Linked DNA regions of Mus musculus: region 2 is linked to region 1. A link is a loop called in an ENCODE intact Hi-C map of the cell type or tissue named here. Cell type or tissue: heart. All regions are shown on one strand. Links, peaks and the distances in the headings refer to the core of each region. The heading gives the core; the rest is flanking DNA.

Evidence for each region. Hi-C counts contacts between places; a loop is a spot of excess contacts. Peaks named below come from ENCODE experiments on the same cell type or tissue, not always from the same donor. Only the 100,000 strongest peaks of a DNase experiment are listed, where the experiment ranks them.
Region 2: it touches region 1 in a loop (2.1-fold over the local background); 5 of 42 quality-filtered maps call a loop at or near these places.

The regions. Positions count from the first base shown.
Region 1 is chr13:96,427,335-96,442,444 of GRCm38, reverse strand. Ankdd1b (ankyrin repeat and death domain containing 1B) reads left to right here. Exons shown (of 15, transcript NM_001369169.1): 8 at 790-888; 9 at 6,474-6,572; 10 at 9,045-9,143; 11 at 12,561-12,659. Among named protein-coding and RNA genes, the nearest start is that of Ankdd1b, 36 kb to the left of the region's middle. In heart, for the core only: no CTCF peak of the experiment used is centred there; DNase peaks (open chromatin) are centred at 6,504, 7,274, 8,454 and 10,514; H3K4me3 peaks cover 1,056 bases; H3K27ac peaks cover 3,768 bases.
Region 2 is chr13:96,484,689-96,499,798 of GRCm38, reverse strand. Polk (polymerase (DNA directed), kappa) reads left to right here. Exons shown (of 15, transcript NM_012048.3): 7 at 2,957-3,196; 8 at 4,267-4,391; 9 at 5,804-5,970; 10 at 8,830-8,862; 11 at 10,521-10,617; 12 at 12,820-12,991. Among named protein-coding and RNA genes, the nearest start is that of Ankdd1b, 21 kb to the right of the region's middle. In heart, for the core only: no CTCF peak of the experiment used is centred there; no DNase peak of the experiment used is centred there.

The sequences.
Region 1 (15,110 bases), core at 3,207-11,206:
AGACACATTCACTCTCAGAGTATCAAAAGCAACAGCTTTCAATATCATTTATTCAGATGGACAAATATTCAAAAATAAAACCTGAATTGCACAGAATTGGTTGTGTCACAACAGAATTTTATCATTTCCACAATTTCTTTTTTTTCAATTTTTTATTAGGTATTTTCTTCATTTACATTTCAAATGCTATCCCAAAAGTCCCCCATATCCCCACCCCCCACTCGCCTACCCACCTACTCCCACTTCTTGGCCCTGGTGTTCCCCTGTACTGGGGCCTATAAAGTTTGCAAGACCAAGGGGCCTCTCTTCCCAATGATGGCTGACTAGGCCATCTTCTGCTACATATGCAGCTAGAGACAGGAGCTCTAGGGGTACTGGTTAGTTCATATTGTTGTTCCACCTATAGGGTTGCAGACCCCTTTAGCTCCTAGGGTACTTTCTCTAGCTCCTCCATTGGGGGCCCTGTGTTCCATTCAATAGCTGACTGTGAGCATCCACTTCTGTGTTTGCCAGGCCCCGGCATAGTCTCACAAGAGGTAGCTATATCAGGGTCCTTTCAGCAAAATCTTGCTGGTGTATGCAATGGTGTCTGCATTTGGAGGCTGATTATAGGATGGATCCCTGGGTATGGCAGTCTCTAGATGGTTCATCCTTTCATCTCAGCTCCAAACTTTGTCTCTGTAACTCCTTCTATGGATGTTTTGTTCCCAATTCTAAGAAGGGGCAAAGTGTCCACACTTTGGTCTTCGTTCTTGAGTTTCATGTTTAACTTCCATTTCTTTTTGTCAGAATGGAGAAACCCCATTCCTGTTGGCTGTTGTGGGAGGTCATGAAGAATGCAGTCGCGTGCTCCTGGCAGGAGGAAGTGATGTCAACATTCCAAACAAAGTAGGAATCTGGGCTGTGGTCAACCATACAGTGGGAGAATGGCTTAGAATATTCTTTGGAACTCTTGTCCTTAATTGGTGGTTTGCTGGGGTTTTGTAGAATCAAAATTTTAGTATACCTTCTTTTGTATAAGAATTAATGTTTACACAGATACTCTCTATTAATGACTCTTCAGAAGCAATGCCATTTTTTCCAATTCATTTGGGGAAGGCTGAAAATGAGACAGAGGAGAGGGATCAAGGACCCTTCACAGCAAGATGACATTCTCACTTGTTGATAGCAAATACTAAAGAAGAAAGTTTGCTGTGTGAAAGCTCCCTGGGTCATCTTGGGCCTAAAGAATGTGGGATGCTGTCTGCCTCCAAATATAGAATACTTTTGTATTTAATCATGGTGTTAACAAACTTTGAAACGTTCAAGTCTCAGTTACTGTCCTATTGCTGTGAAGAAACACTGTGAACAAGGCAGTTTAAAAAAATTTTTTTTAATGGGGACTGGCTTATAGTTCCAGAGGGTGAGTCCATGGCCATCATGGTGGGAAGCATGGCAGCGGGCAGGTATGGCGCGGGAACAGTAGCTAGGCTTACATCCTGATCTCCAGGCAAAGATTCAGAATGGGTGTGGCATGCCTTTTGAAGTCTTTGTTCATTAGCACAGTTCCTAGATAAACAATCGAAGTACCCATTATAGTCCAGAGCTGTTCCCATTTATCCTGGAGAAGACTCCTGGTGAATAACCAGTGTGGAGTAAGAAGTCAGCAACAGCAGCGCACACAGTCAAAGGTAGCTTGGACTTAACTTTGCTTTGACACCTATAGAGATGCCTTCAGTCATACAAATGCCTTTACCTTGCTGACACCAACCTCCGGCCTCTAGAGAGTGGCTTCTGTGTTCTCTTGTGCCTCTCTGTCACTAAGGTGTGACGGTACACAGCTAAGTCATTTCTAAGGAGATAAGCGGAGTAAGATCATGGATTTGGCTGTAAGCAGCCTTCCTCCACTTGTACTAGATGGAGAGTCTGCCCAGTGTGTGTGATAGGCTCTCTTCAGCATGTCAGGTGCCACAGGCCCCAGAAGGATTTTTGTAGACCTTAAAAACTCAAACCTCTGGAAGCCTTATGTCATATCTTATTAAATGTATTTAAATACCCCTACACTTCTAAAATATATTACCACGATTACTCTAAGTGGATTTTTTTATTTTTATTTTTATTTTCAATCATTTGGCTGCAGTAAACTTCATCTAATTTTTACATGATTGATTTCTTAGAACACTGTGTATATACTTGGAAATTTTCAGGAGGTTTAAAAAAAAGGAAAACTGTAAGTCATTGACAAATGTAATGAATATTTTATGATACTGCATTTAACAATCAATGAAGTAGGAACGTGTCAATTAAATATTTATTCACTTCAATTTGTGGCTTTCTTTTGGTACCTTGAAACTAGTGATTATTATTTTTTTTCTTAAGTTTCACAGATTTCTAGGGGCTGGAGAGATGGCTCAGAAGTTGAGAACACTGGCTGCTTTTCCAGAGGACTGGGGTTTGATTCTCAGCACCCACAGAGTGGCTCAAAACTGTCTGTAACTTCAGTTCCAGGGGATCTGGTCTCCATGGGGACCAGGAATAAACACACTATACAGGTGTAGACAAAACACCCAAACACAGGAAATAAAATAGTTGCACATGTCTCTTTACTTCTTGTAAAGTGCATACGACATGTACATTGTGCCTGTATGTAAGACACATAGGCCATGTACACGCGGTACCTGTATGAGTGGGTAGAAGGTTACAAAACCCTACAGTTTCTACCATAGGACACTGGCTTTGAGTTTTTCAGACATTAGTTTCTTAAGTCAGAAACCTAAATCGGTGGCCTCAGACCTTCCCAGGGCCACTTCTGTCATTCTGATCTCAGTCTATATGCCACCTTACCCCAAAATTATTCTTGGTTATTCAATACAAAATAGCTGTCTGGTCAGCTTTTTTTGTTTGTTTTGTTTTGTTTTGTTGTTTGTTTGTTTGCTTTTTGAGTTGGGATTTCTCTGTGTAACCCTATCTGTCTTGGAATTAGGTCTGTAGACCAGGCTGGCCTAGAACTCACAGAGATCCAATCCTACCTCTGCCTCCCAATGCTGGGATGAAAGGTGTCTGCCACCATGCCTGGCTCCAGTTGGCTCTTTTAAGTTTACATGGTAGCTGACAACAAGCAGCCAGTGTTATTCTTCTAACCAAGAATCTGTCCATTAGAGTTTACTCTAAAGCTACTGATAGACCAACTACCAGTCCACCAGGCCATGGATCAATTTGTTGTCTGCCATACTGGAATCTAGTATCAGGCATCTAATAGAGATGCTTACAAACGTATCCTCCTGACACAGTGTGTCACATAACGAGTGCTCAGTCATGTTTGTGGAATGAATAAAGTGCTATTTATCTCTCCAGCATTACTGTGGCTTAAAGGAAAGAGGTAGGAGGGTACTATAGAAAGAATGGGAATTCATGCTCAGAGATACCCATATCTTAGTCCAATAAATATATATTTATTTATTATACTTAGTAAAATAGTGGTTATATGGCAAAAACCGGCTCATTCCTATGAGATTATTCTGGGTTATGTGATCTTAAGAGTCTGTTAAAGTGAGGAGAGATGCAGGAAGGGCCAACTATATACCACTGAATTTTAAAGATGGCAAGAAGGGGGCATAAGCCAATGTATTTAGGCATTTGTAAACCAGTTCTCCCAGCAGCCTTCAGAATAGAACTTGGCTCAGTGAGACCCACATCAGACTTCCTGACTTTAAAAACATTTTTTAATGATTCACCAATTAACTTTAATAACTAATCTTTTAAAATATTTATTTCCTTTTAAAAATTCACTTTACATCCTGATCATAGCCTCCCTCCCTTCTCTCCTCCCAGTTCCACCTTACAAATCCCTCCCCCCCCCATTGCCCCCATCAGACCAAGCTCCACATTTGCTGCAAATGTGTAGGGGGGCTGGGTCCAAGTTTGTTTTTAAGACACTAAATTTGTGGCAGCAACCTGTAGCCATAAAGAAAACAAATATAGGTGGCTACACTGTATTTACAGGTGGAGATAAACAGGCTTGTACTTATAAGCCTTCTAAGCCAGGTCACACAGTGTATAGCATCAGCTCCAGCTAGCTTTCAGTCGGCCACTCCCATTACCCTCTGTTCAGCTACCTGTTGCTTTCACAACAAACAAGCAAAGCTCTGTGGCATAAAGCACCAGTGTGGTATTATCTCCCATGGTGTGTCAATCTCAGCATACAAAAGAGTCTCTAAGGATTAAGTTTATGGACAGTGTAATGTTGTAGTGGGAAATGTGTGTAACCTATAAGCTTGTTCAAGGACATTGTAGCCAAGGGACATTCTAAAGGTCAAGACTGAAAAGGTTTACTTGAGGCATTTGAAATAAAATTGTTAACCATCTGGATCAATAGCGTGAGTCTTGGGTCCACGATTAAACAGGAAGTTGCTAGGCAGATGTCCAGATATATTTTTAAGATTTATTTTTTTAACATTTATAGGCATGTATATGTGTGCACGTTTGACAAGGTATGCACATGTGAGTGCAGTTGCACACGGATGCCAAAGGAGGATGTCTGGTTTCTGGAGCTGGACTTACAGGCATTGTGAACCACCTGCGTAGATGCAGGGCACCAAACTCAAATCCTCTGCATGGGCAGAACATGCTCTCAAGAGTTGAGCCATTTTTTTTCCAACTTCTAGGATTATTTTTTTCCCAGTAGGTTTATAGGTTTCAATATTTAGTCCCCAGCTGGTGGAACTGTTTGGGAAGGATTGGGAGGTGTGGCTTGTTGTAAGAGGTGTAAAAGCCCATACCTTTCCCAGTTATCTCTTTCTGCCACGTGGTTGTTGCATCAACACATAAGCTCTCAGCTACTGCTCCAATGCTATGTCTGCCTACCTGCTGCCGTGCTCTCTGATGTGATGGTCAGGGACTCACCTAAGCCAATAAACTCTTCTATGAGTTGCCTTGGTAATCGTGTCTTGTCACAGCAGTGGAAAGTAACTAGGGCAATGCTTGTCAATAGTTATATGTACACCAGACCTCTCTTTTAGAACCTCCTGGTATTCATAAATCTATTCATTTATTTGGACTGATCAAAAAAGGAAGTCTATTTTGATTCTGAAAACTTTCACAGTGGGTTGACTAGGCTCATCTGTAATAATCCTTCTTTACGCGTGTTTACATGATTATAGTCAGAGTTTGAGTAGGGTTTTTGGTCATGTAAAGTTTTATTTGAACTAGATATCCAAGATGGCTCATTTACTTCCTTGGAAGTTGTTGCCAGCTATCTGGCCTCTATGTAAGGGTTGCCCTTGGGTAGCTTGGCAGCTGGCCCCAAGAGGAAGTAAAACAAGAATCAGAAGCAAGAGAGGAAGGGGGTGGAAGCTGCTAGGCTAGCAAGGGGCCCTGCCTGGAACTGACTCCTTATCATCTCTGCCATATCCACTGGTCAAAGCAGTTGCAAGTCCACCTAGATTCAAGGGAATAAAGAAATGAGTCCTAGCTGTTGATAGAGGAATGTTAAGTAGGCCAGGGGATACTAACTTAGCCACTTGGGGGACGCAGTTCTCAAAAAATGTCCTTATTTGGAGGACCTGGCTATATTTTATGGCAACCTTATAATCAGCAGTTACTAATGCATTGGCTTGTATTGTTGTCAGTTCTCACGGTAGGCTGCTTGGAGGCTGACTGGAGGCTAACCAAGAGCAGAGCACAGTTTTGAGCTGAGTGCCACTTAGCTCAGGCACTAAGTGAAGATGCGTAGGCCCCAGAGAGTGGCAAGGGGCAGTAGGAGTGACTGAGAGTTACAAAAGGAGTCGGGCAAAAGGACCAAAAAGCAATGCCTTGCATAGGTGGAATTCCTGCCAAGCCTTGAAGCCATTCCTGGGAGAGCCTGGAACAAAGGCAGGAGCCAGATACCACTGAGGGCATTTGTGGGTTTTGTTTTTTGTTTGTTTGTTTTTGTTTTCTTTTTAGGCCAATGCCACTCACCTATTTTAACTCAAGGAAAGGATTTGCTGGGGACCACAGTGGTAAACTTGAGTCTGGAAGCAGGGATGTAACTCACCTGTACCTGAGTCATAGTGTCTCAGTGTCTTAGGTTAGGCTCCTGTGGTAATGACGACGACGACGAACAACAACCACAAACGGCAAAGCTGGGTGATTTAAGCAGCAAGCATTTATTTCTCCTAGTTGGAGACTGGAAACAGCCTGGGTACTAGCAGGGTCAGGGACTGGTGAGGACACTTCACCAGCTTTCCTGGAAGCCATTTGTTGGGTCTTCCCATGGCTTAAAGAGGGGCAGATCGCCCACAGTGGTTTCTCCTCCACCTCTCATCACATCAGGATGAGGAGTTTTGGAGACCCAGTCAGGCCGTATCACATGGCAATAGAGGACACTTCAAAATGATAGGCTTTAGCTTGATCAGAAATACGTTGGATTCCTTTCTTTAAATAATTGTACCAAATCACCAACCGCATGCGGACAGTAACGGGATCCCCTCCCCTCCCCCATCTGTTCACTGCAGCTCAATGTCAGTGCCTTGCAGACAGCGACCCGGAACGGCCACACAGCCCTTGTCAACTTTCTTCTCGGTGAGAATGCTGATTTGCAGCAGCAGAAGGAAGTGAGTCCAGTCAATACGGGATTGGGTGCGGGGGGGGGGGGGGGGGGGGCGGGCTGTAAGGCTGGATGTTCAAGTGCTCCAGGCAGAGACACGCTGGAGATGAGATATTTCACAAGGAAAGGCTTCTTTTAGGGGGAACATTGGCTTTTTTTGTTTTTAATCTTAATCATGAGAAATAAAGTCCAAGGGGTAAATTTTCCCTGCACAAAACAAAATCTTTGTTTTTAAAAGAGTCAGATAGGCTGCAGTAAGTCTCAGGTGTCTGGAGGTGCCTTGACTCCTGTAGAAATCTCATCTGTCTGGGAAATTCCGGCTTCCTCTGCGGCTGCCGCCACTTCGGGATGTTAAGAAAATGGACCATTGCCCCATCTCAGAATGATCTTGTGGTTTATTTCAAAGTCAATCCCTTATTACTGACTGAGGTTTTTCTGAAGTTTCGACTGACTTTGGCAGAACAAACACAGGCGCTCTGTGCTGGAATCCGACAAGAAAAATCCCTCTATCTATCTCCCACTCTATTTTCCTCTCTTCTGTGAATATTATTTCCTCTGGCTGTGCCAAGCCATTTCTATTTATGGCACCGACTTGAAAGGAGGGATATGACCTGAGCCATGCCTGATAAGTTTTTAGAGCATGGACTTAGAGGGATTGGCTCTGTGTTTACCTAGCTCAGGCCAAGGAGGTTTCTTCATCCCCGGGAGAAGCTGGGCCCCAGCAAGGCGGGTGGCCCTGGCCAGACCTCCGACCCCTTGGAGATGAAGGATGCTGTGTCTTTGCTCTTGCTTTGTGCTTGGTGGGAGAAGCTGATTTCCAAGCAGAGCAGAGCTTCTCAGCTTCTTAGCTCTCAGGTTACCCCCACAGATGCTCACAGTGCCTCCTTATCCCCTGGCTCCCTGCCAGACGGCCTCTCACTCAGCCATATCATACAGCCTTTCCTGCCCCTCATCTCCAGTCTATTCTGCAAATGGAGAGAACTGGGAAGTCTGTGCTCAGGCCCTGTCTTTGCCTCTTCCCTGTTATTAACAGAGTTACTGATCTGTTTGTGTATAAAGTCGGGGATATAAGGCCCAGCTCCTAGGGTTCCCATGGATGACTTATTTAACCTTCTGTTGTTTTCTGCTTGGTTTTGAGCCAGAGTTTCACTGTGTAGTCTAAGCTAGCCTGACATTCCCTATGGAGCCTTGACTGGCCTGGCACTTGAGATCTTCTCTCCTCTCTCTGTCTTGAGAGTGCGGGGATTGCAGGCCTGGGCTACTTCACCTGCTTAGCCTAATGCTTGTTTGTTTTTGGTTTTGTTTTAAGATAAGGTTTCTCTGTGTAGCTCTGGCTGTCCTGGAACTCTTAAAGATGAGGGTGGCCTTGAACTTAGAGATTTGCCTACCTCTGTCTCCTAAGCACTGGGATCAAAGGTGTGTGTCACCCCCCCAGGGTAAATGTGGGGTGCTGAGTGTTTAGTTAGTACCACATGAGGCTTCGTGGAGTGGGCTTGATGCTTATTCCCGACGGACGTTGTCTCTGCACTGGAGTGGAGCTGTAGGCTATCCCAACCAGCTTCCTTTACATGCATCCTTCCTCTCTACTCTGTCCCCAGAAACTCAGGCCAGCACTCACCCCTGTCTGCTCGCCCCTCCTACCTACTCCCGTCCTCAACTTCCTGACTCTCCCCTACTCATTTGCCCCTCTCCCTTAGTACATTGCTTCTTCCTCAGTCCTGAGTTGCCTTCTTTCCTCCCAGAGAGCTCCACAAGCCAGTGTGACTGGGTGGAGGTGAGATGGCAGGGACGTTTGAGACAGAGTATGGTGATGGACTGTGTCTGATGGTCTGAGATAGAGAGGGGAGGGTGGGAAGAAGGGGGAGGGATCAGGAGGTCCAGGTGGGGTGAGGGGATGAAGGAGCAGGCTGTTGAGACTAGTCACAGCCCACCATGGGTAGACTCCGCAGAGGAGCCCCGAGGCCCACGTAAGCAGGGACACCGCCCTGCCATGGATCTAGGGAACTTCCTGCAGCTCACATCTGTTCAGGAAATGCCGTGTATACATTTCCTCCTCTGTGGCCACTCCTTTTGTCCTTTGGCTCTCTGAAGGCTTCGAGAAGTCCTCAGTTGAGCCTTCTTAACACGTCCTTATCTGTGTTTGAGCTCAGCTGTCATTTCTTCAAGGAAGCCTTTTCTAGCTTCCAGAAGGGTTGGTCCTCCCTCGACGTACATGCCACCCCAGCACCGTTGACGTTTCCTCTAAATCACTTAAACTTTGAAACTAAATAGCTGTGTCACTTCGTTAAAAAGATAAATCTTTAGGCCCTGAAGAGCCTGGCCCTTAGTAGGTGCTTGTTGTGTCTGCCCAGAGTGACAGGCAGCCTGCAGATGGTGGTGACTGGTCAGGGCTTCCTGTGGATCTGACACTGGGTGGACTGTTGTAACTCTCAGAGATCAGGGATTTGAATGCTGAAGCTTGGTGCTTTTCTTTCTGCAGTCTAAGGAGCCCCCTCTTCACCTAGCAGTTATCAACAACCGCCCCGCAGTCGTGAACAGCTTACTAAGTGCTCGGCATGATGTTGATGTCTTAGATCAGGTAAGCAGGCTGGACACACTGTTCTCTTGTGTTTCAACATGAAATTTCCAGGTTTCAACACAACGTGTCAGCAGGAAGTTCTCTTAGGTTCAAGGTGCCTAAAACCATTCTTGGGATGAACATGTGACTCTTCTTCATTCGTTCTGTAACCTCTCTGCTGTCCCCACACTGCTGCTTTTTGCAGAGGCAAAGCTGGGATTCTGGGTGTATGTAATAAAGTTGTTCCTTTTTAATAGGCATAGTTAGGGCTTCTGATAAACAATGACAAAGCAAATTGCCAGAAGTTCTTTAAATCAAAAGCCACTCCTGCAATGTGAAATGTTGTCCTTGGCCTGAAGCTGGTCCCCATAAGAAGGAAGCTTTGTTTCCACATTAAGTATCTTCCTATGCTAGAAGGTAAAAGAGACCTCTTAGAATTAAACAAACAAACAAAAAGTTCACCAGGTAGTCAGTGGACTGGGACAGAATCAAATACCCTGTAAAAGCCACCTGTCACCAATGGAGATGAACGGGCAGAGCAGCAAGCAGTAGGCAGTTGGCTGTTTCTGCCTCTGGGGCAGCCTCTTCTAGCTGCCTCTTCCAGGGATGCAGGCAGTGGGAAGCCTTGGGGGCTGGGGGTGGGGAGCCACAAGCAGCCTCTGAGTCGCTCTTTTCCAGGCCATCCCCACCTATGCCTTCTGGATTAGGGAAAGCCTTGTGCAAGAGCACTGCTGTCCCAACCTCCCCTATGGCCATTTCCTTACCTGTTGAAACAGCACAACTGGATCCCTTCAGGTTTTTTCCAGCTCCAGCCTCTTGGTTAATTTTTGACCTGGGCAAGGAGATTTACAGGCAGTCTGTCCCTCCCTCCTCCAGACAGCCTCCCTCTCTGTGTCGCACCAGCCCACAAGCTGGGAGCCTATCTCCCTGGTTATTAAAAGTATTTGCATATTCAAACTTAGTAATGATTCAAATCTTTTCTACACAGACTAAGCCTTGTGTTCATGTATGATTTTGGCTTCTCCAGAACTGGCTTGATCCATTCTTGATCCATGCCTGCCAATCAGTTACACAATTTGACCATATCAATTCAAACTTTTGTTACATCAGTAATATACATACAAAATAATGGAATTTATATATTTTTTTGCATAAAGTATATAAAATCAGGATATACAAAAATGGTTTTTAGAAAGTAAATGTTCATTTGACCCCACTGAAGAAGGGCGGCTTTTGTTGTGGTGTTTCCTGTGTTCTTGACTTAGAGTGGTATTGTCAAAGCATGCTTTTGTTGACACAGCACACTTGTGCCTGTGTCCTGTGCTGGTGTGTTTACCTCTCTGTAGGCTTGTTGGTTCCTGTGCTGGGTGAGGAGCCCTCAGAGAGGCACACACTGCCACCTGCTGGCGGCCTTTTCTACATGCTTTCTGATGGCAGCGTGGCTTTGCCTTTTTTGGTAGGAAGAGACCTCGCGCTTCAAGCTGTTGTGCAGCTCTTGACCCAGGGAAGGGGCTTCTCTGCCTGGTGAAGGAGTGGGTCTGGATCATATCAAAGCTCCTGTCTGTACAGATGTCGTCACATCACTCCTTTCTGTAGGAGGTCGGGGTGATGATCATAGGTTACACTTTGATCTTCTTGATAGAAAGCGGCGACTCCGCTAAGAAACTCAGTCTTTTAATTCTTAATACATAATAATGTAGAAAATGGGAGAAAGAGCGAAAAACGGCAATAAAGTAGACTTTAGTCTCCCCCATCTTTAATATAATTTTTAATAGTATCAATGTATTTTTTCTTGTTTTCCCTGAGTTTATAGATTAAGCTTAGCCAGATGTAGTGTCTCCTAAAGCTTATTTTTAAAATTGATTTGTTTTCATGTTATGTGTGTTGGGTGTTTTGCCTGCATGTTTGTCTGTGCAAGGGTGTGGGGGTCTCTGGAACTGGAGTTACAGTTGTGAGCTTGTGGGTGTTGGGAATTGAACCGGGATCCTTTGGGAGATCAGCTAGTGCTCTTAACTGCTGAGCCATCTCTCCAGATCCCTCCTAAAGCTTTTAATACTATGTCATAGTTTTTCCTTTTATCAAAATCTTTGAAGCCACTTTATTATAGTAAAATGCATATAACATTAGTTACCATTTAAACTATTTTTATGTGTACAGTTCTGTGACATCACAGAACTTCCCATTTCCCAGTCCCTAAGCCCTGGGAAATGCCGTCCTTCCTGTCTATGAATTTGACTGCTCTGGGTACCTTGCACTGAAAGGAACCTTTTGCGACAAGCTCTCATTACACTTCTCAGATGGGTCCCAAACTCCTAGGCTCAATAAGTCCTTCAGCCCCAGTCTCCTGTGCAGCTGGAACTACAGATCATGACCACACCTAGCTCCTGACTTGATTTAATAGTTGCCAAGCATTCCTATATACTTATATATAGTTTATATAATGTCTCATTACCAAACGTGTAACTAACTGTATGAGGTGGGGCATAGTAAAGAAAGTGCTGATGTGACCACTTCATTAGTGGGGGTATTGTGAATGTGTGTGTCTGTGTGTGTGTGTGTGTGTGTGTGTGTGAGAGAGAGAGAGAGAGAGAGAGAGAGAGAGAGAGAGAGAACATTCAGAAACGTCTGGAAGAATCTAGAGCAGAGAGAAAAGAAAACAGACTGGACATGGCCAGGGCCATCTGTGGGAGAGTGCGAGAGCATGCTGGGGGAGAATAGTGGACAGCCAGAGAGCAGAGAATAGCCAGAAACAGAGGACAGAGCACAGAGAGAACAAGGGGGTGGGGGTGGGGGTGGGGTAGAGGAAGAGAGCGAGAGAATCATGCGGATTCTAAGGAGCGTTAGTAGCTGAGGGGAAGAGGGTGTGGAGTGGGAAGGGCCAGGACCTGTGTAACAGGTACTTGCGACACTGAGGGAGCCTGGAGGCCAGGTGGGCTTTGATACGTGGATGGATAGGTGCCTCAGGTAGCCATATGTCCCTTCTGCCAGAGATGAGGGAAATGACTCCTGTGGTAGTGGGTACCTGTCTCACAAGTCCCAGGCTTTTATCTAGAAATGCTCACACAGTGCAGCTTGAGGTCATTTCTGGATGTTGGGGCTGCCCATGACCTAACCATAACTTGTCTTTTTTTAAAGATTTATTTATTTATTTTATGTCTATGAGTGCACTGTAGCTGTACAGATGGTTGTGAGCCACCATGTGGTTGCTAGGAATTGAACTCAGGACCTTTGGAAGAAGTCAGTCCTCTTAGCCACTGAGCCATCTCACCAGCCCCTAACCATGACTTCCTCCCATCTTTCAATATTTTAAATTCTGCTGCAACAACTGTCCCCTGTGCCCCCACATGAGGATATGTACTTTACACATTTTCCCCCCAAAACCTGTATGGCATTCTCTCCTGCATGTGCTTCCATGACAGTTTACTTCTCTCATGGCAGAGGCGGCAGACCCCTCTGCACGTAGCTGCTGATCTTGGAAATGTGGAGCTGGTGGAGACACTGCTGAAGGCTGGCTGCAACCTGAAAATCACTGACAAGGTAGTCACCCTGGCTGCCCTGTTTTTTGAGATGTCAGTGGAGATTTCGCTATTGGCTGCCATGTACAATAGGAACATCAGAATTCCTGAGATGGGCATGAACTGCATCTTCATAGGCAGGAACACACTTACATTGTCTATCTATCTATCTATCTATCTATCTATCTATCTATCTATCTATCTATCTATCTATCTATCTATCTGTGTATGCTTGCGTGAGAGTGTGTATGTATGAGTGTGAGTGTGTGTGTGTGTGTGTGTGTGTGTGTGTGTGTAGCACATGGAGGCCTGGAGGCCAGTGGTTAACGTCAGGACTGCTTTCTATCTTATGTCTTTGAAACAGGATCTCTCACTGAGTCCAGAGCTTTCAATTTAGCTAGACTGGTTGACCAGCAAGCCCCAGGGATCCTCTTGCCTGTCTTCTCAGCCCTGGATTACATGGCCAAGTCTTTCACACTGTGGCTTGCGTGGTAAGCACCTTATTAACTGAAGCCAGCTCCCTAGCCCTACATCTCAATTTTTTTAAAGATTTACTAATTTTAATTAATTAATTAATTAATTAATCCATTTATTAAATATAAGTACACTGTAGCTATCTTCATACACACCAGAAGAGGGCATCAGCTCTCATTACAGATGGTTGTGAGCCACCATGTGGTTGCTGGGAATTGAACTCAGGACCTCTGGAAGAGCAATCAGTGCTCTTAACCACTGAGCCATCTCTCCAGCCCTGCACCTCAATTTGATTGAGATTGTTTAGCTGGGGTGGAAGCTGAGAACGCTCACTTCAGATACAGAGGTTTAAAATGAAAGCTTTATTTTCTGAGCCACCAGGGAGGTGGCCAGTTCAGGATCTGAATGAACTGTGCCCCCGAAGGGAGGTTGTACAACGTGTTCATAGGACGGAAACACAAAGCAAGGGGCATGGGGTAAGCTGCTGCCTTGACCAATCATATTTTGACACAAGGGGTTAAGCAAGGAAGTTAACATTGGTGAGCGGGCCTATCTGGGTCACCTGGCTTCAGGGTTGTGGAGCCAGCTTTTGCAGCCAGGTCCCTTCCTGGACTCTGGCCCAGAAGCTTACAATGATAAAGGAACAAAGGAGTGGGCAAGCTGCAGTAGAAGCTTAAGTCCCGACAGGCAGCACATTTATGACTTGTGTGCCATGGTTTATATAAAGGGATAATGGCATCTTCCCTCTTTACATCCTTCACTGGTTAACAGACAAACAGGAAACACCAGAAGAAGCAGGATAGTTGGGTTCTGGGCCTGGGAACATGAACTCAGTTTTGATCTTGCTAGAAAGATGGAGCTCATTCCTGAGATGGCCAAACTCAGGAAACTGCCTCCTAACAAGATCTGTCTATAGGAATTACTATTAAATATTGGTCTCTAGGATTCAAATAATTCAGTGATATTTTTCAAGATTATAAGTTCACATGGTCCAAGTATAGTGTTTATATGTGAAGATTTATAGAAATAATTTCTCATCCATACTTGCTTCTAACTTATTTGGTTTTCATACTACTATGCCATGTGTATGCATATAATAACTCTATTGCTTACACATTTAAAGTATGTTTTATCTTAATCTGCTCTCTGCTCTTTAATTTTGTGTGTGTGTGTGTGTGTGTGTGTGTGTGATGTGTATATGTCTGTATGATATGTGTGTGTGATATGTATGGTGTGTGTGTGATATGTGTATGATGTGTGTATGTGTGTGTATGTGTATGGTGTGTGTGTGATGTGTGGTGTGTGTGTGTATGATATATGCGGTGTGTGTGTGTGTGTGTGTGTGATGTGTGCATGATGTGTGTGTGATGTGTATGGTGTGTGTGTGTGTGTGATGTGTGCATGATGTGTGTGTGATGTGTATGGTATGTGTATGTGTGTGATGTGTGTGTATGATGTGTGTGATGCATGTGTGATGTGTATGGTGTGTGTGTGTATGATGTGTGTGTGATGTGTGTGTGTGAGTGTGTGTGTGTGATGTGTATGGTGTGTGTGTGTGTGTGTAGTTCAGTCTTGCCGCTCTGCTCCAGTATCAACCTTGGTTGTTAAGCATGTGATGCCTGTGCTTCTTGCATCCCTTGTGTTCCTCCCTCACGCTGTGCATGTGTGGGCTCAGCTTGGGCACTTCCTAAAACCTTGAATCAAGCTGATTTCTCCTGCTACTCTTCCGGGGGGTCTGGGTTGGGAGCAAGTTGATTCAGAACGAGCAGACTGTTAACAGTGCACGCCAATTCCTTTTTATAACGCATAATGCCAAGGCATCTTTATAAAACACGATATGCTCTTTTTGGTACTGGGCATAGAATCCAGGCCCTTGCCCTTGGTAGACAATTGCTATACCACTGAGCTATGTCTGCAACCTCAAATCTTTCTTTTTCTGGTCTTTACCTTCCTGATTCACTATGTTCTCTAGTTCAGAGCTGAGAGTTCCGCATATGTA
Region 2 (15,110 bases), core at 3,088-11,087, 57 kb before region 1:
TGTTTCATATTCTTAAGCAAATGAAATGATTTAACTTTTGTTTTTTACACATAATTCCCTATGGGCTGCATTCTTACGAACAGCAAACCTTGTATTTTCGGGGTTTGCAAGTGGGCAGGTGATTGGTGGATCTTTCAAGATTCTTTGTCTCTAGAAATAGGTAGTGAACTATTGTCCTTATTTGCAAATAGAATATTAAGCATTGTTTTATGTCTGCTTTGCCATACAAATCTAGCTGGCAAGTGTTGTGCTGTGTTGGAGATTCGAACGCTAGCACTTGAGTGCTTGCGGTCCACATGGAGCACTCTAGTCTGGCTCTGTTGCTCTGCTTGCTTCAGTCAGGGAGAGTGTGAAGGAGTTTCATTCAGCAGCCGGTTACACAGCCAGGCCACACAGAGGTCAAGTACAGCTGGGGTTGAAAAGATGCTGTGTTGCTGCAGCAGCTCTGACGATGCACCAGAGGCAGCATCTTGGCTTCCGGGAGTAGAGGGCGCCAGGGCGAGACACAACTCCGAAGGGGGCTCAGGAGCCGGGTCAGGATGATAGACTGGCCTGCATTCTGTCTGTAGCCCTTTACCTTGACTTCTGTGCAGCCGACTGGAAGAAAGGGCGTCTGGGTAGCCCTCATGTCAGCTGTCCCATCCTCTTACTCCTCCCAAGTTGCCCTAAAGTTTAAAAATCAGAATGTGAACATGGAAATGGCCTGAAGCACAGATGTGGTGAGAACAGGTTGTACTGTGTGTGGCCTGCAGATTCAGAGTTGAGGTTTCTATCTGTAAAGCAACTCATACACCATAATTAAAGATTGCAACTAATCAAGTATACTGTTATATTATTTACATATCTGTAAACATTTTTCTCTCTCCCTCTCTCTCTTTCTTTCTTCCTTCCTTCCTTACTTCCTTCCTTCTCTTTCTTTATTCTTTCTTTCTTTCTTTCTTTCTTTCTTTCTTTCTCTCTTTTCTTTCTCTCTTTCTTTCTTCCTTTTAAAAAGAGCTCTGGCTGTCCTGGAACTCACAGAAACCTGACTGCCTCTGCTTCCCCAGGGTTGGGCTTAAAGATGTGTGCCACCACCCAGCCTTCTTTAAACATTTTCTAAAGACCAAGGTCATTTTTCAAGGAAAATACCTTCAACTGTGTCTGGAAATTTAATTTAAGAAAATTAAGCTCCTATACCTATAATCTCAGCACTCTGAAGGCTGAAGCAATAGAATTTGGTGTTCAAGACCAACCTGGACAGGCTGCATAGTTAATGTGAGGATAACCTAGCTTTAAAAAAAAATAAAAAAGAATATAATTGTTGCTTCTGTATTTACCTTGATTTGGGAAATATATGTGTTATGATATGGGATCAGAAAACTGTTGTTAATCCTATAAATATATTTAAATTGTTTTTATCTTATATTAAGCTTAGAGAACAGTTTTTAGTGGAATTATTCATGTGACTATTTTTGGTATTGTCATCCTCCTGTCTCACCCTCCCATGTACTGGGTCTTGGGATCCCAGGCACACACCAGTGTGCCCAACTCCTCTACGTCCTAACAGTACCACTCTCCAGTGTGTTAATGATTACACTTTCTGCTTTAAATCTGGGCCTTCATTAGTTGGATCAGACTCTAAGAATTTATGTAAAGAAGTTCTGCTTTCATTTTGCTGAAAGGACCCTGATTTAGCTCTCTCTTGTGAGGCTATGCCAGTACCTTGCAAATACAGAAGTGGATGCTCACAGTCAGCTATTAGATGGAACACAGGGCCCCCAATGGAGGAGCTAGAGAAAGTACCCAAGGAGCTGAAGGGATCTGCAGCCCTATAGGTGGAACAACATTATGAACTAACCAGTACCCCCCCTCCCCCGAGCTCTTGTCTCTAGTGCATATGTAGCAGAGGATGGCCTAGTTGGGCATCAATGGGAGAAGAGGCCCCTTGGTCTTTCGAAGATCATATGCCCCAGTACAGAGGAATGCCAGGGCCAGGAAGCGGTAGTGGATGGGTTGGGGGAGGGTATAGGGGGCTTGTGAGGATAGCATTTGAAATGTAAATGAAGAAAATATCTAATTAAAAAAAAGTTCTGCTTTCAGAAGTAATTTCATTTATAGCAAAGGCAAGCTCAATGAAAGTAATATTTTGTTAACAAACAAGTTAAAAGTGGAATCAACATTTGAAAAGAAACATTTCAGAATATTTTAATATTTTTGAAGTTTCTTCTATGAATAAGGAGGTTTTTTTTTTTTCCTCTTCCAAAGCAAAGTGTAATTTTGGTTGTAATTATTCCTACTGTTTAATGCCTTTCCTCCTCATTCCTAATCTAACTTAAGAAGGTTCTTTTTGTTCTTTTTGTCCTTATAGAAAAATAAAGTGAAAAATATTTCCTTTCTTAAATAAAACACAATAGATGTTGTAAGTTAATGAGTTTTAACTAAAATATTTCCTTTAAAACATACACTAAAGAAATGGATGCTGCTCTTTTTAAGGAAAGCCAGACCGCATTGTCTTTATTAAATAGCTACAAAAAAATAAATGATAGCGTTTCTTATCATGTTTCCCAGGGAGAAAGCTGAACTGCTTGTTCTCAGTGGTAGGGGAAGGTGGGCACTGGTGCCTGTAATCCCACGCGTACAAGGCCTGGGCAACCACCATCAGGAGTTCAAGGCCAGTGTGGGCCAGTGTGGGCTCCATGGTGGACTGAGGCCAGTGTGGGCTCCATGGTGGACTGAGGCCAGTGTGGGCTCCATGGTGGACTGAGGCCAGTGTGGGCTAATAGACTGTCTCAACCGACAGACAAGTGTGCACACACAGAAAGGTGAGAAGAGGGGGAGAGAGAAAAAAAGTAATTGCACATTGGATTGGGACATGCAGGAGGAGCATTGAGAAAATGAAAAGATGGAGCGAAACCTAGCTTAAGACGTGTGTGTTCCTTAAAATGAAGTTGCCTTGCCGTTCCTGTTTGTGATCCAGACACACCCAGACAGGAAGCTAACGAGCTGACTGAGTATGAGCGGTCCATCTCCCCGCTGCTTTTTGAAGATAGTCCTCCTGATTTGCAACCCCAAGGAAGTCCTTTCCAACTGAACTCTGAAGAACAAAACAATCCTCAAATAGCCCAAAATTCAGTTGTTTTTGGAACATCAGCTGAGGAAGTGGTAAAGGAAATTCGCTTCAGAATTGAACAAAAAACAACGCTGACAGCCAGCGCAGGTATTTATTTAAAGGGATATTAACACTAGCTGTTGCTCATTGTACAGCGATGATGACATTGGATTTGGCTGCTAGTAACTTGAACCTACTGAGGCCAGCTAAACCTCCAGGTAAGCTGTAATCAAGCACAAAAGCTATCACAGGTCTAGAATAGTGATCCTTAAGTGCAAAATATATTTTCGTTGGATTTGCACAGCATATTTGATTGGCACTTGCCCTAGATGGCTTTGGAGGAGACAGCCTAGCATAAATACAGGTTGGTGAACCTCCCCTCGCTTCAACCAAGAAAAAGATCAACTTGTAGCAACCTAAGACCATCTGGTGAAGAAGAAAAAAAAAGAAAAAAGAAAACTTTTAAAAAGGAAAGAAAGCCAACAGAGTCCCCCAGTTTACGTGTATCCACAACCCCTAGGGGCATCTCGGGAGTCTTAGCATAGGGGCTGATAATGGTCGCACCATTTGTCACAAAGCCTCTGCATGATCTTAAAGACATGTGTGATTGGATTAGTGGTTTTTTTTTATTGCAAAGCATAATCAGCTTTAAGAAAATATCTATAAAAACCAAAATAAGCTATTAATGAATGAATGTATTTAGATCCACCTGCTGTAAATTGACTTGATAAGACTCCTAGAACTGTAAAACATCAGGTGTGGTCGTTTGTTTTGTAGCATTAAAGATTAAAGGTTTTATATTGTTGTTGCTTTTAATATAAGTCAGAGTACTTGAAAAACTTTAAAAATTAAGCATCTACCATAAACTATATTCTAGACCTTTTCTGAGAAGTAAATAAGAATCAGCTAAAATAATTCTTTATTCCTAGGACAGTCATAAGTAATGATACTTCATATTACTTGGTTCAGAAGTTACTCCTGGATTCTAAGATGTGAGGGTTGAACTATTTCTCAAGTCACCTGCTGCCATAGCTAATCTATTCCCTTTCCCTAAACCTCAAAAAGCCCTGGGGAGATTGTCAGTTTAAGTGTCATTCCCGAGCATTTGCATGTCCTTGTCACATAATTAACTCTGTGTAGCTGCTTTTTGGAGTGAGTGGAGTGCTCTTCTTTTTAAGGCATCGCCCCCAATACAATGTTAGCAAAAGTGTGCAGTGATAAGAATAAGCCAAACGGACAGTACCAGATCCTTCCCAGCAGGAGCGCGGTGATGGACTTCATCAAGGACCTGCCTATTAGAAAGGTAAAGTCGTGTAGAAAGGCTATCATTTGTGTGTATATTCCGAATTCTACAGAGGAGCTAGAGTCCCAGCGGTTCTCAACCCCTTTGGGAGTCACAGAACAGATAGCCTGCATATCACATATTTATGAGTCATAAAAGTAGCGTATGTTTGGGGTTCACCACGGCATATGGAGCTGTTTTAAAGGGTCACACCATTAGGAAGGTCGAGAACCACTGGCTGATCGTAACTGTCGTTGCTGAAGAGCTGTGAAACCATAGGTAGCATGTGAACACTTTGCTTGGGGTTGGATGTGCACTTGAAACTTCCTGTAGACCCTGAAAGCAGTGTTTAGGAAGCTCTGCTGCGGGAGAGCAGAGGGTAAGCAAGAGGTGGCAGACTTTAGTTCATCCTCCATAGGAGAGAGGACATAAAGGAGCCCTTGCAGGAGCGCCTGCAGCCTTACCTCTTCTGTCTCACCCTCCAGTCCAGTCGCTGCCGGATGAGTGGGTGTGAACTCCAAAGGGAGTTAGAATTTCGGTTTTGGCAGAATTGAACCAAAGTACTTTACCATCTCTAAAATGATAAATTTTTCACACTAGGTTCCAGAAATGGCATATTTTATTATTTATAGCTTCAGAATTTTTGTATCCTATGTCTTCTTTACTTTTGTAATTAAGGATTTTTAAATTATTACTGAATAAGTAATGATTTTTAAATGAGATTTTAGAATATCACCAATATTTTAATTCACCCAATATTTGAACCTAGAACTTTAAAAAATGGAACACCTATTTATACCTTAGAAAAAAACTACTGTATGTATATAGCATGCAGGAATCATTAATACTGTGGTCTTTTCTATCGCCTTTTCCTTGAACATTGAGTGGTACCTTATACAGATTCAATGTTGTCTGTTATTTTGAACAGGTTCTAGACTATCATGTAGTATACAGTTGAAATGTTAAGAAATATAAAGTTTTATCATTTTAGAGATGGTGGCATACTTTGGATTAATTTTGTCAAAAACAAAATCCTATATCCCCTTGGATTGTTGATATGAGCACACATAAATATTATACTAAAAAGTTTTATTTGTTTGCTCTACTATTTCCAAAAATTTGTACGACCACAGAAGTCTTTTTTAAAATGCCTTTAAAAAAATTCTATCAAATTAGGCTGTGTGACCAAAAATAGTACCTGTTTTCTTGTATGACATGTGAAAACACTATCATTCACACCATTTGTTAGTGACAGAAGATTACATACAGTCTCTCCCCTGGGAATGCCGTAGCGTGTTCAAGACTCTGAGTTCAAGCCTGAGCACCAACAACATCCCCCTTCAGACATGCACACATGCAAGCACTAAATCATAAATATTTGCTCATCTGTGCTATACTGCACTCAATTTTGCTAACTATGGATTCTTTTCTAGGTTTCTGGGATAGGAAAAGTTACAGAGAAAATGTTAATGGCTCTCGGGATTGTTACTTGCACAGAACTCTACCAACAGAGAGCGTTGCTGTCTCTCCTTTTCTCTGAAACCTCTTGGCATTATTTTCTTCACATCGCGCTGGGTCTAGGTTCAACAGACCTGGCAAGGTATCTGTACAGAGTTATTCAGCCTTTTGTTGTTTCCATTATCATTTACCAATGTCAGTTTGAACCTTTGAGATAAAGGGGATTTCAAAATGATTTTTAAATTCACTTTGACTGCTTTAATTTAGCCTCTGTCTTAGCTAAGGTTATTAGCTTGCCTGTGGGAAAAAGGAGATAATGTCTCACTCGTAGGCATGGGCTTTAGCAGTGAGGAAGATGGGCAAGAGGAATGATGGTTACTTCTGTCCCCTGCCTGTCTCGTTCTGTTGCCAGACGGTAAGAGACAGGTTGGTGTTCAGGTTGTTGAAAAGACAGGTGGCTTATATTCCAGTTTAGTCCTGAAGTAAGGTTTAGTGACTCTTTAAAGGCCCTCGCTGCGGTCCATTTAGTTCTCAGGAGTGTGAGTGAGTGCTGAGCGCTTGCCTTCTGTTGACCCTGGTGAAAATAGTAACAGTGGGTTGGACAAGGTCCTGCCTGGCTGGAGTCTACACACCAGTATGAGAGAGAGAAAAAGGCCAAAGAAACAGATGAAGAAAGACAGAGCGAGGCCATGAATGGGGTCATTGGAGGTCAGTTAACAAGGTTAACAAGGTCATCCAGAATCGGAGGTCAGAAGGAGCTGACCGTGCAAACCGTGGTGACCATGTCCACCACGACTTAGGGGAAGGACCTAAATAAAAGTCCTGTACTTAGTTCCGCACTTGCTCATTTGGGCTTCTTGTGGTTGAATAAAAAGAAACAGGGGTGGGGATGGGGTAGGGAGAAGAATGGCAATCATAAAATAAATCTAGACAGTGCATTCATCATGATCTGTCCTGTGAGTGAACCTTCAAAAGTCCTTATGATGTTGGGTTATCTGGGAGAGTGTAGAGAGATCCGGTTACAGTACTCCTGCCTAAATGATGGAATTAATAAGATACATATACCAGCATGCCTGGCTTCCTTTATATTCTAGTGCTAAAATTAAAGGACAGCAATAAAATCAAAGAGGATATGAATAAAATTAATTCAAAAAACTTCAAGGTCTGATAATGAATTAGAGGCTAGCCTAGGCTACAAACATATCGAGACCCTGTCAGTCTGAGAGGAGGCAGGACAGCAAAGCTGGCAGTATCATTCTCAACTCTCTGTGCTCATTGTTTTGTTGAGGTCACAGCTAAAAGATTTTGATCTCAAGTGTACATCATGGAAGATAAAATCACAACACTGTAAATGATCTGGTTTCTTATTTAATCCAAATAGGGTCATCTTTTTTCCCCCATTATACTTAAAAGCAAATCTAGCTTGATGTAATGTAGCAGATGTTATTCTGTGGTATACAGAGGCCAGAAAGGCTTTCAGATGAAAAATGTACAGCTCATCCACAAGGCCCTGTGGCTCCGCCCCAGCCCCGCCCCAGCCTGTGTTCTCTGTTGCCCTGTGCTGCTTTGGTTTTTAGGCTGGGTATTCTTTCTTTTGAACACACTGCCTTTTTGTTGCTGTTGTTGTTGTTTGTTTGTTTGTTGCTGTTGTTGTTTGTTTGTTTGTTTGTTTACTTGGTTTTTTTTTTGGTTCTTGTGATTTATTGAACTTCACATGTGTTAGGCATGTGCTCTACCATTGAACTACATGCCCTCTCTCTTTACTTATTATTTTGAAATAGAGTCTCACTTAAATTAACCAGGTGATTTTGAACTTACTATCTAGCCCGGGCTAGCCTTGAACCTGTGGCCCTCTTGCCTCGGCTTCCCATAGGACTGGGGTTATTTTTACAGAACACTGTCATTAGGTCTTCTTTCTTCCACTTGATTAGTTTGGTTTTATTTTTAGTTTTTGTACTGTTGGGACTCAAACCCAAGGCCTTGGTCATATGAGGCAAGCTCCGTATGCCTGAGCTACCTCCTCAGGACCTGTGTTTAATCTATCGTTGTTTATATCCACTGGGATGTAACTGTCTTAAAACAAGCACTGGTATATTTTGTTCATTCTTCTCTCTCTGCCCTGGGACAGTTTAGGCATGGTGCATCCATTAAGTATTTGGACACTGAATAAAGCACACGTTGCTTCAGTTTCTTTAGTTCAGTGGCCCCTATCAGAGTAGCTCGAGTTCAGTCAAAGTAGTTGGCTTATATTCTCAGTCATCATCCTATACCAAATGCGGAAGGAGACCCAAGTGACCTGGAGGAGAGGAGTTGGTGTGCCAGCCCCCGCACGAAGCACGCTGACTTACGGAGGAAGTACTCGTTTGCTGTGGCCGACGCCTGCGGCACCGCTGCCTCCTATTTTCATACGTTGTGTATTTTGTGTATTTTCATACGTTGTGTATTTTGGTATTCAGACTTTAATAGAAGCAAGGTATATACCTATTTTTAATTTTGTTTTCTACAGTAGCTATAGATTTGATCCATGAACATGAAATCAGATTAGTATCTTATCTATTTATGTCATACTGACAGCTTCATTTTTAGGTTTAAAAGAAACCCTCAGTGGGTTTTACAATATATGTGTGTGTGTGTGTGTGTGTGTGTGTGTGTGTGTGTGTGTGTATTTAAAGAGAATGTTGGGGTGGGAGGATGTGCTGGAGAGGTAGCTGAGCAGGTAAAATCACTGGCCATTGTTTCAGAGGACTTGTTTTCCATTCCTAGCACACCCACATGGTAGCTCACAGGTGGTGGCTCCAGTTTCAGACAACGCCCTCTTCTGTTGTCTGTGAGCACTGAACACACATGCTGCACAGACATACATACAGGCAAAGCAGCCATACACATAAAATGAACTAATTAGTTAGTTAAAACAGGTATCTTAAATTCTCTTATTCACCAAAAGTAACTCAGTTTTCTTTGAGATAGAAATAAACCTCTTTTTTCTCTCTCTCATTTCAAGGGATGGAGAAAGGAAAAGCATGAGTGTTGAAAGGTAATATTTGTGCTTTTATGTAATAAAAATAAAGTTGATGATGGATGACTTGGTGTAGTTAACCTGTTTCAGGTTCATTTTCAGTAAAGTATCACTCCAGTACAAAAGCTGCGCACCTTTTGGCAGTTATGCTCCTGAGGTAAACCTAAGCTCAACGTGCTGTCTTTGGTTGCTATACTCACAGTAGGGCAACATGGCCAGCATTTACGTTTTTTTTTAATACTGATGTTACTCCTGTTTAGTGAAAACTAAACACTTTGGGATTCCTAATCTTCTTCATAAGAACAATTAAATGTTTACCTGACAATCCTAAGGCCTTACAGTGGGAGTTGCAGGAACTTCAGATATTGGCCAATATCTCAGCAGAGGTTTTAAGTTACATGTAGAGAGCATGTCTCATCCAAATTTCTAAAGTCTGAAGTGTTCCAAATCCCAAGACTTCCTGGGTGCTGAGATGCTGTGTCACATGTGGGAACTTCAGCCCTCATTTTATGGGACAAGTTGCAGTCAAACACTGGTCATTGGAACACCATGGGTATGGTGTGCACAAAACAAAGGAATTTCATTCTTAAACCCGGCCCCATCTAAGGACATCAAACAGATATAACAAGACAAATTAAACAAAAAAATGCCCCACTCCAAATCTTCCTCCTCAAGTGTTTGCGATAAAGGATGGAACCTGAGGTAATATTGGCAGAGGAAAGCCTGGCCCCAGCCTTCCTGATGCTGCGACCTTTAGTACAGTTCCTCATGGTGTGGTGACCCTAACCATTAAATTATTTTTCTTAATGCTTCAGAACTGTGAATTTGCTACTGTTATGAATTGTAATTTAAGCATCTATATTTTCCAGTGATTCTCAGTAACCCCCATGAAAGGGGCGGTCAACCTCCAAAGGGGTTACAACCCATAGGTTGAAAACCACTGGCTTAGAGATTATCCAGTGTTGGGGGCTTAGAATCTTGTTTGGAGTCACATGAAATCTTAATGGAACTTTGTTTAGGGAGAAATGTGTATACTTTAAAAGTTCTTCAATTATTTCTTCAAAATATCAATTTTATATTAAGACATGTAAGAACCACTACCAGGTTTCATTGTTTTGGTTTTTTGGTTTTTTTGTGGGGCTTTTTTTTTTTTTTTCTTTTCTGAAAACTCCCCTTGGATTTTCAAAAATGCTTTAGGGCGTCAAGTTTGGAATGGAGCTAGGGAGGGAGGTCCCAGTTCACAATCAGGTATAGGAAGCTGGCTTCTCCAATATGGAAGAGCACACAAAAAGAAAGCACCAATGTGGCAGTTAAAATGAATAAGGCATGGACACGGTGCACACCTTTAATCCTAGCCCTGTGGAGGGACAGGCTGATCTCTGTGAACTCAGGGTCAGCTTGGTCTATACAGCAAATTCTAGTCCAACCAGGGCTACAAAGGGAGACCGTGTCTTAAAAAGAGCATAAAATGGGGGGTTTGCTGATCAGTGTGCCTATGCAAATGGCTTTTGATCATTTATATAGATATTTTTACTTGACTGTGTGTTAGGTTATTTGAAAACTTTAATTTATGCCAAAGAAAATACAGTGCTAGGCTATGTGAATGTACTCTATCATTACCAAATTATTCAGCTGTAGTTTCGTATTGTGCACCAACATCCTTCTTGTTTCTCTAGGACATTCAGTGAGATAAGTAAGACAGAGGAACAGTACAGCCTGTGCCAAGAACTGTGCGCTGAGCTCGCCCACGACCTCCAGAAGGAAGGACTTAAGGTACTGAGTTTTCATGGGGTGGTTTTAGTTTTTAGGTTTTGTTTTTGTTTTTGTATTTTTTTTTATTATATGATACTAGTCTAAGTGAAGAGAACACACATTTATTAAAGCTAGAGACAAGCACAATAGAACATTCCTACTCCCATCAATCAGAAACAGAGAGTCTGACGTCTGTGTGTGAGATCTGTGACAAGGTCACTCCAGGAAGGGCAATTCGTGACATTGAAATGGCTCCAGGGTGATGAAGGGCAGCTTTGTACCCTTAACACTACATTAGAGTCACATGCTGGATCATTGCTTCTACATTAGAGTCACATGCTAGATCATTGCTTCTACATTAGAGTTACATGCTAGATCATTGCTTCTACATTAGAGTTACATGCTGGATCATTGCTTCTACATTAGAGTCACATGCTGGATCATTGCTTCTACATTAGAGTTACATGCTGGATCATTGCTTCTACATTAGAGTCACATGCTGGATCATTGCTTCTACATTAGAGTTACATGCTAGATCATTGCTTCTACATTAGAGTTACATGCTAGATCATTGCTTCTACATTAGAGTTACATGCTGGATCATTGCTTCTACATTAGAGTTACATGCTGGATCATTGCTTCTACATTAGAGTCACATGCTGGATCATTGCTTCTACATTAGAGTCACATGCTGGATCATTGCTTCTACATTAGAGTTACATGCTAGATCATTGCTTCTACATTAGAGTCACATGCTAGATCATTGCTTCTACATTAGAGTTACATGCTGGATCATTGCTTCTACACACTAAATCATTGCTACTACGTTAGAGTCATACACTAAATCATTGCTACTACATTAGAGTCACACACTAAATCATTGCTACTACATTAGAGTAGCATGCTAGATCATTGCTTCTCCATTAGAGTCACGTGGCAGGAGAGACAAAGGCAAAGGGAAGGCTTGTTCTACAACTGTGTCCTCTGATCATAAATGGTTTTCCAGTCATCCTTGAAGGCGTCACTCACCGAGGCAGTGACCTTCTGGAACAGGCGCTGTATTTCAAGGCTCTAATCCTGGTTGCTAAACACACTGAGAACAGTAGCCTGAAATGCTCCCAACTGCGAGGAAGAGTCCACCTTTAATATTCCCTCAGTCCCCTGTAATACAAACGTATTCAGAAGTTATTGCAGAAAATTGGGGCATTTGAGCAATTTTACTTCAAACTCTTCTCTAGCCTGAGTATAAAATAGTTTCTTTTTGAGTTTTTTAATGCACTTTTAATTTTAGATTCATTTCAGATTTATAGGACTGTTTCCATTATCCCTCTCACCAGCTCCTGCGACTGTTAGCATTTCATACCACCATAGGTGTGTGTCAACCTAGAAAGTGATGCCAGCACTTGCTATTTGCCAAGCTTCAGCCTGCCTTTGTCTTGCTCTTAACTTCCTACTAATTTCTCTCCGGGGTTCTCTTCAGGGAACCACATGGTGACTAACTAGTGTCCTGTCTCCCTAGGTTGCTCTGCGAGTTTGATAGCCTTTCCCTCTTGGTAAAACTGACAGTCTTGATAACCACTGGCCATGTGCCCTGTGGAGTGCCACTGTCTCATTTGTCCCATGTCATAGGCTGTAGGTATGTAGCAAGAATAGCACAGAGGTGAGGTGGCCTTACCAGCCTCTCCTCTCACGTCATTACCTGGTTAAGGGAGAGTTTCGCTGCTGCCTGAAGTTACCGAGTCTTAGTCAGGAAATGAGTCAGGAGTTGAATTTACCCTCAAGTGCAACAGCTGCCAGTTACTCCCACACACACCCAAGGAAATGCTCAAATGTCATCAGTCCTCCCCGACTGAAACCTTACGTCCTCAAGACACCATAGACGCCATAGAGATGGTCCTTACAGGTGTCTCTGGCATGTGCTCATCATGCAGGAAGTGTGAGCTCTTCACCCCCCCCTGACTTTCAAAAGAGAATTACCCCAGAGAAATGGACAGTAAAGGTAAAAGAGATTAGTTAACTTTGCCCTTCATTGAAAAGTAGTTTTAATTAATTGAGGGGGAAATGGTAATTATATGCTAAATGCTGTTTTTCAGACATGGATTTTAATTATGACAGTTTTGTATCCTTATGCACAAACAGGCTTCCTAAACTTTTCTAACCTGCAAACTATCTTCTTCTACAAGTCCTGAGACCTCCCATATCAATGTGCTGCCTGTGTTGTAGGGAAGAACCGTCACCATTAAGCTGAAGAACGTGAATTTTGAAGTAAAAACTCGTGCATCTACCGTTCCGGCCGCCATTTCTACTGCAGAGGAAATATTTGCCATTGCCAAGGAGCTGCTAAGGACAGAAGTTAATGTGGGTTCTCCACACCCCCTGCGGTTAAGACTGATGGGTAAATAGGCTTCTTTCTCCCTCCCTCCCTCTCTTCCCCCATTTATTTATCTATCTATTTATTTATCTATTTATCTATTTATTCCCCTTGTGTGTTTAATAATGCCCCCGCCATAAAAAGAAAAAACATTCAACTTGGGAAATTTTCCCCTGTGTCTATTTCTAAAACTGTTGAAGAGCGTCTTCATCTGCACCATCAGCTGTAATCCCTAGACCTGGATGCACGCACAGGATGGACTTGCAGCTCTGTCAGAGCGAATGGAAGTCGTTCTTATCTTTATTTTTTCTGAAGTCCATGAGGTGCGATGTTCAAGACTCAGAATATAACAGATTTGAGAAACAAAGCCTGGGCATTCTGATCATATCCTGTAACACTCTCCTGGGGATCTAGAACACCATGACATAATGAAACGTGGATGTTTCTGTCACTAAACAACAGCAAGTTTGTTATTTAGATCACAGGGACACTACATAATATCACGTCAATTTAGTCTTTATCACTTTGTGCTATGATTTTTAGAAATTTTGGATTTCAGAATTACAAATCAAGATTATGACACTGTGAAACCACACTGCCAGCTACTATCTGTTGGGAACACTAGGAAGCCGTGGTTCCAAGTGATCTGTAAGAGATTGTGCAAAAGGGGATCATTAGTCTTACTTTCACACTTGAGAGATAGCGTCCAGTGAGACCACTGCATGAATTCTATGAAAAAGAGCCAAAGAGCAAGCAACTCTAGAAACTTTCTTTGTAATTGCAAAACTTAGAAGCAAGCAAGATAAAACTTGAGTGGATTGATAAACTGTGTGTCCAGACAACAGAATAATGTTCAGTGTGTAAATGAGCTACAAAGGGACATGAAGGAAACTTAAGTAAATATTTTAAGTATAAGAAGCCAGCATTGTATGGTTGGCATCTTGAACACCTTAGAGACCGTAAAGACGAAATTGCCAAGGGGAAGGATGAAGGCAGAAGACGTGGGGCTAGTGAAACAACTGTGTATTGTAGAAGTGACCCGTGTTCCCCTGATGTAACTGTCACCTCGGAGGCTCACTGCCTCAGTCTGCTCACCGAGGTAGGCCTAGTCCCAGAAGCTTCTAGCCTCCATGCAATCTATTGTAGGCCTAGAACATTTTCAGCCTCTGACACTGCTGAATAAGCTCACCCTTTCTAGTTCTTTCTGAACTCTGGCTAGCGGATTCAACTCAGCTGTTCTGACTCAAAATTCCTCTCTAAACTGACTGATCCAATCTGGCTTCTGTCTCAGCCTCTGACTTTTTGCTCTGCTTGACCTCAAACTAACTCTGGCAATCTGTTCTAATCTGGCTCCTTCTCATTTTCTGGTTTGTTCTGTTTTCCCTATGTCTAGCTTGTTCTCTCTCTCTCTGCAACCTGTCTTGGTAAAACTGCCTCCTCCTCTCTCTGCCCTGCCCTCTCTTATGTTGCCTCTTTGCTCTCTGTTCTCATGAGAGTTGGGAATTCTGTCAAATCTTTCTCTGATTCATCACTTTGTCTACCACTCAATTAGACATCACTTTCAAACATGGGTGCTTCCTTCTACAAACTAACTTTACCTTCATTGTTTGGGATTAATGATGTGTACTAAGATATGTCTGTATTCCAGCCAGAGGGGTTAAAGGTGTATGCTAACAGGGTGTCTCTATTCTAGCCAGAGTAGCCATGTTGCTAGATTAGAATTCCTCTTTAGTATATGATTCTATAATGGTGAATATATGTCTTTATAACTACATCTAACCTCATAGAATGAAAATTACCAAGATTAATTTCTTAGGTAAACTTTAGCATTTGGGTGATAGTGCTGTGTGTTTGTGTGTGTGTGTGTGTGTGTGTGTGTAGTACCAGTTGTTGTACATGAATGACAACAGATAATATATAGGAATATTTTGTTCAATTGTTGTGTAAAAATGAAACACTCCTTAAAAAGTTAAGTCTATCGTAAAAGATCAGCACTGAAGAGTCTCTGTAGTTGACTCCAATTAATTACTTTCTACTTAATGGCATTGAAAGTTCTATATAATCATGCCAACCCCAACAGACTTTTATCATTTACTGATACTCAGTTTTACAAAGCAAAGTAAATTCTTCTTTATAACACCAG